Linked DNA regions of Homo sapiens: all the other regions are linked to region 1. The links are chromatin contacts, found by Hi-C or POLR2A ChIA-PET in ENCODE. All regions are on one chromosome and are shown on one strand. The core of a region is the stretch at or near the end of the contact, and the rest is flanking DNA. Distances in the headings are between cores, read along the strand shown.

What was found. A loop is a pair of places that touch in the nucleus more often than their neighbours do. ChIA-PET counts read pairs that join two places held with the same protein, here RNA polymerase II (POLR2A). Pooled maps may share reads with other maps.
Region 2: a loop to region 1 is called in a map with no recorded cell type, with 9 times the contacts of the local background. The contact joins two enhancer-like sites. A Hi-C loop is called at or near these places in 3 of 37 single-sample maps with no recorded cell type and 5 of 50 pooled maps. POLR2A ChIA-PET finds 5 or more read pairs at or near these places in 1 of 52 experiments (WTC11).
Region 3: a loop to region 1 is called in a map with no recorded cell type, with 15 times the contacts of the local background. The contact joins the promoter of BLNK here to the enhancer-like site in region 1. A Hi-C loop is called at or near these places in 5 of 37 single-sample maps with no recorded cell type and 4 of 50 pooled maps. POLR2A ChIA-PET finds 5 or more read pairs at or near these places in 1 of 52 experiments (WTC11).

Annotation. Positions count from the first base shown.
Region 1 is chr10:95,233,931-95,238,636 of GRCh38, reverse strand. It overlaps PDLIM1 (PDZ and LIM domain 1), which reads left to right. Exons shown (of 7, transcript NM_020992.4): 6 at 1-69; 7 at 526-1,065. The coding sequence ends at 712. Among named protein-coding and RNA genes, the nearest start is that of ACSM6, 42 kb to the right of the region's middle. Within about 2 kb of position 2,221, at least 7 of the 41 ENCODE cell types and tissues checked have a DNase peak (open chromatin) inside an H3K27ac peak, as active enhancers do.
Region 2 is chr10:96,288,031-96,292,736 of GRCh38, reverse strand. No RefSeq gene overlaps it. Among named protein-coding and RNA genes, the nearest start is that of DNTT, 14 kb to the left of the region's middle. RefSeq lists an enhancer at 4,361-4,530. Within about 2 kb of position 1,845, at least 3 of the 41 ENCODE cell types and tissues checked have a DNase peak (open chromatin) inside an H3K27ac peak, as active enhancers do.
Region 3 is chr10:96,269,534-96,274,239 of GRCh38, reverse strand. BLNK (B cell linker) reads left to right here and starts at 2,671. Exons shown (of 17, transcript NM_013314.4): 1 at 2,671-2,888. The coding sequence starts at 2,842. RefSeq lists enhancers at 791-850, 981-1,030, 1,517-1,616, 3,726-3,775, 3,806-3,925.

The DNA.
Region 1 (4,706 bases), core at 972-3,471:
TAAAGTGGCTGCGTCGATTGGAAATGCTCAGAAGTTGCCTATGTGTGACAAATGTGGCACTGGGATTGTGTGAGTATCTGCTTCCCACAGCCTTTGCAGACCCTGCAGGTTGGGTAAACCATGAAAATGTGGAAAGTGCTGGATGTTGCACATTTTGCTTGTGAGGGAGACAAATCCCTCCTGGAAAAATGCAACAGAGAGGCCAGAAAGGTCCTGTGTCCCAGAGCCAGGTTGTGAAGGTTTTCCTTCACTGCGGAGCCCTTAGGTTATGAACATGTAAAATGAGAAAAATCAGGGCTGCCCTGTTGAAGTAGGAGGGGTTTTTGGAAAAATGTCTCTGGACCCTGGGAAGGAGAAGCAAGTCCCTTATGATTGGAGGCCAGTTGGGAGGCCCTGGTTTCCCCTGTGATGGGTTCCTGGGGAGAAGCCCCAGGCCCCTGCTCAGGAAGGATGGTGCCACCTGCTCAGGTGCCACCTGCAGGTGCTTGTCACTGATGGAGTCCCTTCCCTCCCTTGCTTCTGTAGTGGTGTGTTTGTGAAGCTGCGGGACCGTCACCGCCACCCTGAGTGTTATGTGTGCACTGACTGTGGCACCAACCTGAAACAGAAGGGCCATTTCTTTGTGGAGGATCAAATCTACTGTGAGAAGCATGCCCGGGAGCGAGTCACACCACCTGAGGGTTATGAAGTGGTCACTGTGTTCCCCAAGTGAGCCAGCAGATCTGACCACTGTTCTCCAGCAGGCCTCTGCTGCAGCTTTTTCTCTCAGTGTTCTGGCCCTCTCCTCTCTTGAAAGTTCTCTGCTTACTTTGGTTTTCCCTCTGCTTGTAAAACATTGAGTCCCCTCCCTGCCTTGGTTAATTGACTCACACCAGCTGTGCGATGCCCGCTTTTACAATTAAAGGAAAACTGTTTTGTTCAGTGTCACCTTGTCAGCAACACTGTGTCCCTTCGCCCCACCGTTCTTCTCTGCTGCATTTGGACATCAGCCAAATTTGAACCCAATCAAATATAACGTGTCTGACACTGATTTTGTTTTTACTCAATAAATGTATAGACTACAAAGCAGTGTGGTGTCTGTTATCTGATTATGTGTCCCATTTCCTACTCAAGCCTGATGAGATTTCTGAGGCCTGTCTTCTTGTTTTGGGTTTCTTGTTTCTCTCAGATTTACTGGCCTTTCCCCCGCAACTTGCATCTTAACAAGCTCTGTTCTTACATTTCTTCGAAGCTTGCTTGAAATCCTCTTTCTGTAAAGCTAATATAAGATACCTAGCTCTGTTTTTTTTTTGTTTTTGGAGACGGAGTCTCGCTATGTCGCCCAGGCTGAAGTGCAGTGGCGCTATCTCGGCTCACTGCAAGCTCCACCTCCTGGGTTCACGCCATCCTCCTGCCTCAGCTTCCGGAGTAGCTGGGATTACAGGCACCTGCCACCACGCCCGGCTAATTTTTTTGTATTTTTAGTAGAGACGGGGTTTCACCACATTAGCCAGCATGGTCTTGATCTCCTGACCTCGTGATCCGCCCGCCTTGGCCTCCCAAAGTGCTGGGATTACAGTCGTGAGCCACCGCGCCCGGCCCCTAGCTCTGTTTTAATGAAATCAAGTTTTCTTTGCATTGGGCTGTTCTGAGGCTTATCTGAGGAAATGAATGCTTCCCAAATAATAGGTGGGAGCATTAGCAGTTGGCTTGGAAACATTCCCTAGTAAGTCCCTCTTCAGGCTGGTTGCTGACATCACAGCTGCTCCCCTTCATGAAGGGCAGCAACCTCAGGAAAGTGTCCAGCAGCAGCAGAGAGCCCAGGACATGGCCACTGTGTCCTCCTCACAGAGGAGACTGAGGACCCTGGCTGCTAAGAACGAGTCCTGAGTCAAGATCTGAGGTCACCACAGTTTATCTCCTGGTGACTAATCCCTCATGGGCTCAGTGGTGCCCCCATCCCTCCAGACACTGAGACTAAGTGATTGTTATGAGAGGCGGACAGGGTACTCCAAGCAACCCTCTTTCCTCCAAAGGAGCAACCATCTATTCTTGAGCAGTGCTCACCACCCTTGGTAATAGTTCATGACCTTTCATTATGAATGCACTAACATGGTACATACTCTAATAGTAAGAATTGTAATCAGTACCAGGATTTCATACCACAGACTCTGAAGCCAGAATGTACGATGGACAGTTCATGCACGTGAGCTGTTGTAGTGCCACAACAAGCAGAACTGAAACTGTTCAGGCAGAAAATCATGTCATGTTAAAGCTCTCGATTTCTTTTTTTTATTTTTTGGCAGTTAATGAGTTCTTACTTTAAACCCCATCTGTTTCTACGCTTATAAAAGTCAAGGTGGCTTAAACTATGCAATTCTTAGAAATCAACATAAAATGAAAAGTCTCTGAACCACAGCAGGTCTGACTCATTTACAAAGACATTAACAGTCATGATTTGGATTTTGATTGTAAGGAATAGATGAGTCATGGATACTTAGAACTTTCTCTAATCCCTCTCCTCAGATAATGTGCCAATCAAATGTCTGACATTTGTCAGTATTACTTCTTAGGTGTGGGTCTTTCATACAGATATCTTGCTTCCAGGGGAGGCCAAACACCAACAGCTTCAGGTGACCATTATTACTATTCAATATAGCCTGTATGAGGAGTTCATTTCCTGACTGAATGAAACAGAATGTCAGCATTACCACCCCTAAGTGCCAGTTGTGTTATGTGGCAAAGAAGCCCTTCCCTTTTGCCCCCAGTATTTGGCACATACAAATATTTACTGCTCTGCCGGGCGTGGTGGCCCATGCCTGTAATCCCAGCACTTTGGGAGGCTGAAGTGGGTGGATCACTTGAGGTAAGGAGTTTCAGACCAGCCTGGCCAACATGGTGAAACCCTGTCTCTACTAAAAATACAAAAGTTCGCTGGGCATAGTGGTGCATGCCTGCAGTTCCAGCTACTCTGGAGGCTGAGGCAGGAGAATCACTTGAACCTGGGAGGTAGAGGTTGCAGTGAGCTGAGATTGTGTCACTGCACTCCAGCCTGGGTGACAGAGTGAGACTACGTCTCAAAAAAAAAAAAAAAAAAAAAAAAAAAAATTACTGCTGAGAGCAATTTGAGATTTGGCCTATTTTTTGTGCTTCATGCCTACCATATTTATCTGATTGTTTCTCTTTCATGCTTCCTCTAAAATGAAAAGATTGGAAGGAACAGTCTAACTCTGTAGCCATCTTTAATTACTAAGCTTTCAGAAAATTTCTTGAAGAGGAAAAACTCAGCCAGAGTCATGCAGACTGTGATCAAGCTGTTTTCTCTGACTTGGTATGCTCTTCCTGCACCCCTTGATTACTTTTAACATTTAATAAATTTCTGTTGTCTTTCGAGATTGAGCCACCTCCTCCTCCAGACAGGCTTCCTGACTGCCCAGCATGACTTGGATGCCACTCTCCTATGCTTCCATACCCAGGGGACACCTTCTTGGCATGCATCACACAAGACACTAATCACTCATCTCGTGAAAGGAAAGAAGCCTTGCATGAGAGCTGATCCTTTGTCTTTTTCAGCCTTTTCTCCTCGGCACTCAGCTCAGTACCTTGCTAGTGGCAGATAGTCCACAAGCTTGGTAAATCTGTAAATGGGTGATTGCTGCTTCATCGCTGTCCAATAGAAGTATGATGCAACGCATGAATGTAATTTAAAATTCTCTAGTAGCAATGTGAAAAGACAAAAAAAGCAGGTAAAATTAATTGTAATAATACCTTTTTTTTTTTTTGAGACAGAGTCTAGCTCTGTCGTCCAGGCTGGAGTGCAGTGGCACAATCTTGGCTCACTGCAACCTCCACCTCCCAGGTTCAAGCCATTCGCCTGCCTCAGTCTCCCAAGTAGCTGGGATTACAGGCGCGCACCACCATGCCTAGCTAATTTTTGTATTTTTAGTAGAGAAGGGGTTTCACTGTGTTGGCCAGGCTGGTCTCGAACTCCTGACCTTGTGATCCACTCACCTCGGCCTCCCAAAGTGCTGGGATTACAAGTGTGAGCCACCACGCCCGGCCAGTAATACTTTCTTTTTTATATTTTTTGAGACAAGGTCTTGCTCTGTCACCCAGGCTGGAGTGCAGTGGCACAATCATGGCTTCCTCGACCTCCTGGTCTCAAGTGATCTTCCCACCTCAGTCCCCTGAGTAGTTGGGACTACAGGCACAAGTCGCCGTGCCTGGCTAATTTTTATATTTTTTAATAGAGGTGGGGTTTTGCTATGTTGTCCAGGGTGATCTTGAGCTCCTGGGCTCAAGCGATCAGCCCACCTCAGCCTCCCAGAGTGCTGACATTACAGGTGTGAGCCACCGTGCCCGGCCAATAATACATTTTATATAATACTATATATCCAAAGTATTATCATTTCAACATTTGTCACAAGCCACATTTCAAGTGCTCAGTAGACACATGGGGGTAGTGGCTACTGTATTGGACAACACAACTTTAAACACACCTTAAAACAAAGACATCTTGGATTTCTGTTTCCCTTCAAGGCTGCCAGCTTTGATCTGGCCCAGAGCAGAAAAGTGATCTGCAGCAGGTGCAGGCTATAGTGGAAGTGGCTCTGTGCTTGGTTCATGTGATCTAGGAGACCCTATGATGTCAGAGTTTTCAAGATGGTACACCAGTGGGAGAATAAAAACCCAAGCCCCTTGGGTTCTAGAACAAGACTGCCATCTGC
Region 2 (4,706 bases), core at 596-3,095, 1.1 Mb before region 1:
TATGCATTTGTAAGGGCACAAGGTGTGTGAGATATCTCTTTACCTTCTGCTCAATTTTGCTGTGAACCTAAAACTGCTCTAAAAAATAAGTCTGTTTTTAAAAATTGAATGTGTTACAATGGTATGTTTGTTGCAGAACTATTCACAACAGGAAAGATATGAAATCAACCTAAGTGTTCATCAATGGATGATTGGTTAAAGAAAATGTGATATATATGAAATATACAATGGAGTACTACTCAGCCACGAAAAAAAGAATGAAATTATGTCTCTTGCAGCAACATGGATGGAACTGGAAGCCACTATCTTAAGTGAATAACTCAGACACAGAAAGTCAGATACTGCATGTTCTCACTTACAAGTGGGAGCTAAATCTTGTGTACACATGGACCTAAAGAGTGGAATAATAGACATTGGATACTTGGAAGGGTGTGGGACAGAGGGGGAGATATTATAAAATTACTGAATGAGTACAATATATACTATTCAGGTAATGGCTACACTAAAAGCCTGGACTTTTTATAACTATTATATCCATGTAACAAAACAACACTTACACCCCCTAAATCTATAGGAAAATTTAAATATTAAAAATGGAAAATGTTACTTGCATTCATAGGTACATATTAAATAGCTGTTTAATGTGTAGATAGAGGCTGCTCTGGTTGTGTAGTCTTCCAGCTCTGGACTGTGCCAATAGCATGGGGTTTGGAGTCAAATCCAAGTTCTATCATTTACACTTGATGGCATTTTGATGACAGATAATTTGCTTAAATCCTCTATATGTGCATTTAAATTTGTATAGCTATTGCCAATCTGCAAATTGCTCTCCATTGACAATGTACCAGTTTACACTCAGATTACACACCGGAGAGGTGATGGGCCCGTTGTCTCACGCTCATCACACATGGTGTACTCTCAAACTTTGGGTTGCTTGCAAATATGAAATGTAGAAGAAGCTATCCCAGTGGAGTTTTCATTTGCTTTTTCTTCAATATGAGTGAGGTTGTGCATCTTTTCATCTATTTAAGGGCTACGAGTATTTCTATAAACCATCCTTTCTATCTTTTGCTTATGTTTTATTGGGTGTGTGTGTTTCCTTATTTATTTGTGTGATTTGCTTATATATGACAAAATTAGTCTTCTTCCTGAGTATAGGTTTCAAATACTTCCCCCGATTTGTTTTCTGACTTCTGACTTGGTTAATGGTGGTGACTTTTAAACATGCAGATCTTTTAAATGTAGTCAAATATATCAATCTTATTCTTTATGGCTTCTCTGTTTGTGTCATACTTAGCCCTTTCCCACTCAGAGATTCTAAACCCTAAGCAGCAGCGGGTGGGATGGGGTGGAGTGGGATGGTGAGGGATGGGAATGATGTTCTCTTCTAGGTTTTTTAGGGATTTATTTTCACATTTAAATCTTTAATCCACTGGAATTTATTTTTGTGTAACAAGTGAGGTATTGGATCCAAGTTTCTCTTCCCCCAAGTAGCTTCCTACTTGTCCTAGATTCTTTTATTAAATAATCCATATTTTCTCCACTTATTTAAAACCTAGTTAACTTTTGAAAGAATACACGAAGGTCCATGACTTCTAAATTTGGCAGCAGGAGGAGGTCTAAGCTGCAGAATGTTAGATGAGGCTCTTAGCTCTTTCTGAATTGTATCTGTTGTTATTTGGAAAAAGAAGAAATAAAAGTGCATTGATCTGAAAATTTAATTCAACAAATAGCTGTGTGGGAGAGTGGAAACAACACAGGCTCTTAAGTTAGAAAACCTGACTTCACTTCTCATATTGACTAATTGTGGGGAAGTCATGCAACTGCTGTGTGCCTCAGCTTTCGCCTCTGTAAAAATGGACCTAATAATGGCATCTATGCCATAATATGCTGTGCAGTTAAAGTGCATTGGTGCTTTATAAACTGTACAGGACTACAGGCACATGAGCTGTTATCTGAATTTTTACAAGGTGGTACAGCATTGCCAGTTAACTTATACAACACAATTCTATATTTGTGAATGTTTCACCATTCTTGAAATCCTTTCAGCTTCTTTGAAGATGATTAGCTTCTTTCTCCTTGCTGGGGAGTATTCTGGGTTTGCTATTTTTAGTTTGCTTAAATGTGTTTTCTGACAGCTTCTGAGTGGCAGTGGGGGGTTGGTAGGAAAGGAAGAGGTGACCGGGAAGTTAGAATCATCCACTGGGTTTCGAGGGAGAGGGAGCTGAGGCCGCACCTGGAAGAATGATCTGGAAGGAGGTAGAAAATAGGAAACCATAGGGAGAGTGAATTAGCTTATTTAGAATCTTGTATATATAATGATTATCTAGTTAAACTTTTGTTTTATAATTTATAGCAAAGTTTTGTGGACAGTACAGAAGAATGGTGAGAGTCAGTTAATGCAGTGATCGAATCACAATCCCTCTTCTTATTAATAGTTATTTAACCTCTCCAAAGCCTTTTTCTCATCTGTGCCCAAGGGATTATAAAGATTGAATGAGACAACATTCATTTCTCATGCTTATGTGACTCTAGATAGGAGGTTGGAGTGGGCAATTGAGAACAAAGTGTAAATTCATGATGGTGACTTGTGTTTGCCCTTGGGAGATGCAGTAGAAATTGTCTGCAATCGAGAGGTGCAACTGGAATCTGGACACTCACTCTTCCCCATCCCATAGACAAATGCTCTACCTCACTTCAAAGGCAACAGAAGCCTAGGAGGAAGAAGATGCCTCTAATACCCTGTCAAGTTTGCAAGAAAGGACATGGGATGATGACTCCATTATCACAGGGGAAGGAAAAATGTCCAGGTGACAAGGGGTGGGGACAATGAGTGGGGGCTTAAGGGGGAGGGGGCATCCATGGGACCAGCAGAAGGATTGGGAGAAAGTGAAAACAGATATGGGTCACTAATTGAAGAAAAATGTGACTGTGATTTAATTTGTTGGAACCAGAAAAACCTGCTCTTCAGAGTTCTCTTCTGCAAGCCTGGCCTTATCAATACATCAATCTGGTCATCCATCCATCACATGGTGGCTGCTGTCAATCATGGTTCCCTGCGCTGGAGCCCTCCACACGCAGTATTACAAATGCTCCCAGCCCTGAGGGAAAGGTGGCTCTAAAATTCCTTTTCTGTCGAGCACATTTTGCGTATGCTTATTAAGTTTTAAAAATTTGGAAACAAGTTACCCAAAACATCCCACTCATCAGTTGGTCCTGGTGCTGTAACGAATTACAACAATATTTTCTCTCTGTCAATGATGGTAAGTGAATTCTCAAGAAGTATACTGGAAACCAGCACAGGATACTTTGGCCTTTTTGATGGGGGTCACGTGATTTAATTTTCATGGTGAATTTTGGTTAATTCTATACTAGTCTAGAGAATTGTACGTGTGTCCGTGTGTGTGTGCTCTCATGAATAAAAACCCACCCACAGAGCCCGCTCCATGGACCTGGACCTGTGCAGTCACAGAGGGCCCTACATTCAGAAGACTCTCACCTTGTCTCACAATTTGAAGAAGGGGACTCACATCTTCATTTTGCACTGGATCTCACAACATACATAGCCAGTCCTGCTCTCCATGAAATATTGGACTTTGTTCAAAAACACAAGCAAGTTTTTATGTTTTAATTTAATTTAATTAATTAATTTATTTAGAGATGAAGTTTCGCTGTGGAGTGCAGTGGCCTGATCTCGGCTCACTGCAACCTCTGCCTCCTGGGTTCAAGTGATTCTCCTGCCTCAGCCTCCCGAGTAGCTGGGATTACAGGCGCCTGCCACCAGGCCCGGCTTATTTTTTGTATTTTTAGTAAAGATGTGGTTTCATCATGTTGGCCAGGCTGGTCTCGAACTCCCAACCTCAGGTGATCCACCCACCTCGGCCTCCCAAAGTGCTGGGATTACAGGCGTGAGCCACCATGCCTGGCCACAAGCAAGTTTTAAAAAATTTGATAGTTATCAGTATTATTAAAATACCTACCATTCAGGGATATAGAAAAATCATATACCAATGCATACAGGGAAAAATGCTTCATCATGCCAGTATACACAAACATCATGAATCTTGAAAGAACAGCAGTAAAGAAATGGTTTTGTTTTGAAAGGATAAAAAAAACTATAGTTAATTTTTTTTGTTTGGGAGTATTAATTCTCACTATATCATATCCTGCTGTTAGAGGAAGTGAGAGAGAAACGAAAAGACTGAGAACAGAAGATCAGTCAAGGGTATAGAAAAGAAACAGAGAGGAATCAAGGAGTGGGAGATTGAAATGAATCAAGCACTAAGCCCTGTCGTCTTCTTTTGATGCAAAAAAGCAATTTGCATGGTCACTCCTTCTGATGGGGTCACCCTGATACTGATTTATCGGGGACACAGTTTATGTACTATCTTCACAGCATGCTTTTAAAATTTTTGTTCATCTGGGCTTGCTTTGAAAGAGACTAGAAACCTCATCGTGGAGATCTCTTTGGGTCGCTGGACTCAAAGTAAAACCAAGCTGTGCAGGAGGTTTTGATCTTTGAACTTTCCCTATGGTTGCAGGCTTGCCTTAATCTGTAATAATAAAGTTTTAAAAATAAGTTAACCTCTTTTCTTATATGGTGCAAATATATCTTTCTCCACTAAAGTTTCAGTGTTGCTTTTCTTTTGTGGCCCCTGCCATTTCTTTCACCTTTTCTTTTAAACAGATACATGTTCACTAAAAAA
Region 3 (4,706 bases), core at 1,422-3,921, 1.0 Mb before region 1:
ATCAGTTTCCATCTTTGCATTAACCTTTTTGGTAATCCAGTTATGGGGCCTGTCATTTGTATTTTGACTTTCATTTATGGTGCATTTGTCACATAAAAGTTTAAATTTATATGTATCTAGATTTACCACTGTTTTTCCTTTTTGTGTTTTGCTTAAAAAGGTTTTCCCCGGCCAGGTGTGGTGGCTCACATCTGTAATCCCAGCACTTTGGGAGGCCGAGGCGGGCGGATCACGAGGTCAGGAGATCGAGACCATCCTGGCTAACACGGTGAAACCTTGTCTCTACTAAAAAATACAAAAAATTAGCCAGGCATGGTGGCGGGTGCCTGTAGTCCCAGCTACTCAGGAAGCTGAGGCAGGAGAATGGTGTGAACTCAGGAGGCGGAGCTTGCAGTGAGTCAAGATCGTGCCACTGCACTCCAGCCTGGGTGACAGCAAGACTCCGTCTCAAAAAAAAAAAAAAAAAAAAAAAAAAAAAACAGGTTTTCCCCACTTCAAAATTAGAGTCAAATAATTTAAAATTTTCATTTAGTCATGGAGCAACTTAGAAGCCAAAGCAGTTGTGGCAGGCCTGGAACATTAGGCTGTCACACTGTATTTCACATGGGGTAAAATGTCCAGTCTGGAAACACAGTCTCTCATTTTCATCATGTTAGACTAAATACAGTAAAAAGAAGAAAGACCAGTGGCTGTAAAAAGAAAAAGCAGAAGTGTAACCTTTGCCTCTGGTCTTTTTCTCTGGGGAAATATGAAGTTGTCAGCCAGGTGTTGAGCAAAGTTGTTGGTGGAGAGAAAAGTCAAGTGACTTATGGGGTGCATTTTACAATAATTCAGAAAGAACGAGCTGACTATTATCATTTCATTCAGTGAAGCCTGAATTTCCTGATCTTTGATGACATTGTATGTGCCTTTACCATCCTAGTCTACTTGTTTCTTTCAGTTAGGAACTATGGGAGAGGAGGAGGCAGGGTCTAGAGCTCCTTCAGGATGCACTGCAAGAAAATTGAGCAGCCAGATTGGGGAAAATGAATGATGGCAGGAGACAAGCACTTGCATTTTTCTCATGCAACATTGTCTGCTCTCTTGCTGGCCTGGCCAAGTCAGTGTCCTGGCCAAGCAGAAGGGCCCCACCCTTCAACAGCTCTGAAGATTCTGCTCCTAAACATCTGGTCAAACCAGAAATTCATAGGCAGTGATGAATGTGAATAATCAAGGTTACCTGGAAAAAGACAGAACATCCATTTGTGCAAAGAAGAGGCACAGGAGGGAAGAAATCCATCCACGGTTTCCACCTCTACCACTGCCGCTGTTCCTTCTCCCCCTCCTCCTCTGTCTCCTCCTCCTCCGCTTCTTCTTCCTCCTCCTCCTCCGCTTCTTCCTCCTCCTCCTCCTCCTCTTCCTCCACCTCCTTCTCCTCTTCTGTCTTCTCCTCTTTCCCCACTGTCTTCAGCCAGATCTTGGGTCTGCAACAGGAGAGGTAACTGAGAGCTCTTTACTTTGTCCTGCTGTGTATTCTGACCCAGGAGAAGACTGGTTCCCTTGATAAATGTTGGAAACGTGTACTTTATTCCACAAGGGTGAGCAGGGCATTCTCAATGGCTGCAGAAAAGTGTGTCCAGGTACAAAAGGTCACTTCCCTCCCATTTTCTTCCTCCTTGACCCTGGACTGCGGGCTGCTCTTTAAACAACAGGTAAATCAGCATTTTTCAGATTAGGCAGAAGGAAATATAAAGTCTTCCAGGAGGGAAGTAGAGTTCTCTGAATAGGTTCAGCCCCTACAGGTATGGCTCCCTCCTCCCAGCCTCACCCCACCTGTCTGACCTTGAGATGGCCTCGTGTCTGGCGTGTCACTGGGTGTGATGAGCAAGTGGTGGACAGGACAGAAAGAGGCAAATGCAAGGAGGGGAATGGCATTCTGCTTTTAGGACTTCAGAATGGCCTGATGTAGGAATTGCATTGTTGTGAAACTGTTAGATTTGTTCTCATCTGACTTTTGGGTACATCCTGGTTTGTTTGAAAGCATCTGGCTATCGGCGAGGTAACTCCTGACTCTATCAGGCAATAAGGAGGCTGCACATCTGACGATAGAGTTCATCTCCCCTTTCCTGAGTCATCCATCCCTACCCCCAGATGAACAGAGAATTGCCCATCCCATTTTAAATAGAGCTCCAGAAAAAGAGATACTCTAATTCTCTGAGTAAACTGTTACCACCATGCCACTGACAACCTGATATTTATTTTTAAACGTATTGCCCGCATCGGGGGGTAGGAAAAAGCACAAAAATGCCATTTTTATATAATGGTTCTATAAGTAGAAAAAGCTTATCCATAACTTTATGCAAATAAGCAGAAAGTCTCCAAGAGAGGTTCAGATGGACTTGATTACTCTGCTTTTCCTTGAGCCCAGGAAGTTCCCAGTTATAGCATGCACCTGCTGGAAACAGACTATATGTGTTTGGGACAAACAGGAAGTAGTGACCAGCCAGAAACTTGTCCTAACCTGGTTACAAATCTGATTGTAAAAGAAAGCAGCTGGAAAGAAATTTGCCTGCCCAATAGGTTTCATTATTAAAGTTTACACAAAGTGGAGTAATCACCAAGCTGGCTGGCTATCCAGATCACATGATTATGTAGAAACATGAAACTTGACTATGTGCTCGGGCAAGTTTTACTTCTCCCTAGAGCAGGGGTGTTTGCCAGCAGCCTGCACTCTCAGAAATCAGACTTGAGTGGCCGGAACCCTTGAGACCAGAGGCTTACCATGCTGCTCCCTAGGAGGGCCAGGAACTGCTGACGTGACCACTGGACAGTTATTCGTGTCTCTTACAATTACCAAACAGAATGGACAAGCTTAATAAAATAACCGTCCCCGCCAGTCAGAAGTTGAGGTAAGATTTTCCCCACCCAATACCCTTCTTCATCTCCTTTTTTTCCCCCCAGTGCTCTTATGGCATCTCAGAAATACTGAAATCCTGGAATGCTTTGCTAGTTTCCAGTGGGTGGCACTTACTATAGGGAAGTGGACTGAGCTTTTAGGGAAAGCATTGGGTGGCACTTGCTATAGGGAAGTGAACTGAGTTCTTAAAGAAATGTGTAGGAACAAGAGAGACTTGCTTTAGCTGCCTCTTACAATAAAGTGTAAAGCTCTGGAAAGATAATAAAACAAATGCCAAGGGCTTAGATTCTACTGAAGGTCAACTTTTAGAATCTGAATGCAACCAACTTTTCTAAGGAAGGGTTTCTCTAAACTGAGTCCTCACCCATTTTATTGCAGGTTACTATTTAATTTTAAGGATAGCTGTAATCATTTGTTATTCATTGTTTTATTGTCTCATTTATTTTGTGGGTGTATATGACAAGTGTGTTTGGGGGGATTAGATCTGTCTTTCCAATGCCCTCATGTCAATGTAACAATATCCATAACAAGCCTCTCAAAAAGAATAAACCAGAAGCGGCCCCATGGGCGTGAGTCAAGGAGCTATGGAAAAGACAACTTCCCCAAATTTTGCTTTTGAAGGTCTTCTTTTTGTCTCATTGTAATGGCATCATGGCTTTCAGAGACTGGAACTTTTAAAGTTCTGGGAGTGCAGTTTTTTTTTCACATTTTTTAACAGTTTTTTTTTTTTATTATACTTTTAAGTTCTGGGGTACATGTGCAGAAGGTGCAGGTTTGTTACATAGGTATACACATCCCATGGTGGTTTGCTGCACCCATCGACCTGTCATCTACATTAGGTATTTCTCCTAATTCTCTCCCTCCCCTAGTCCCCCACCTTGACAGGCCCCGGTGTGTGATGTTCCCCTCTGTTCAGGGAGTGTTTTCTATTCTGACTACATATTAGAACTTAGCCAAATGTTCAGGGGGTGATGTGACACATGTAGCAGACAAGTAATCACAGATAACAATGAGCCAGAGAATTGAAGCTTTTGAGACAATATTTAAGAGAAAGTCTGGATTGGCAGAGGGACAACCCTTCACAGTAGAATACAGGTCTTATGCCTAGGAGGTGCTTGGTAAAAGGTAATGTGAAATGCATCAATGATCTGGGATCAGTAGGCAACATCAGCTGTGTTCAACCATTTCAAGAACATGCTGTTGAGTGCTGCTGTGTGATCAGCACTGACGGGACAAGAAGGCACCTCATTCTTGCCCTTGGTCTCAAATAGCTACACCCTCATGAGGGGCGGGGGTGATACAATGGAAGCTGTAAGCGACAGAAGGAATGTAAGAAGAGACTTAGAGTAGCAGGAGGAGGTTTCATAGAGAAGATACTTTTAAGAGGTAGGCTTTGAGAGGTGGGTAAAATTATAAAATACTGGAGAATTGGAGGAAACATGTTATGTGCTGGGAGGGAGGAAATACAGAGGCTGTCACTCAAAGCTTAACACAAGTACGGTCCATTTGTGGGATAGTGAGGAGAGTTTTCTGTCCAGCAGAAACTAAAGAGTAGGGAATGTGGGACCTGAAGGTCCTGGTATGATTGGACAAATAAGGTGGGTCCAGGTTGCAAAGGATGGTGAGTGCCCTGACCATAGGGAGTTGGAGAACAGGTTATGCTGTTAGCTGTTAGCAATGTCATGACAGTAGGCTTAAAGGAGCCTGGTAGGATGCGTTGGAGTGGGAGGGACACTGGAGGCAGGGATCTGGTGGGAGGGAGGAGCGCTTAAGTAACCCAAGCATCCAGGGTTGTAGGCCTGGACTTGGG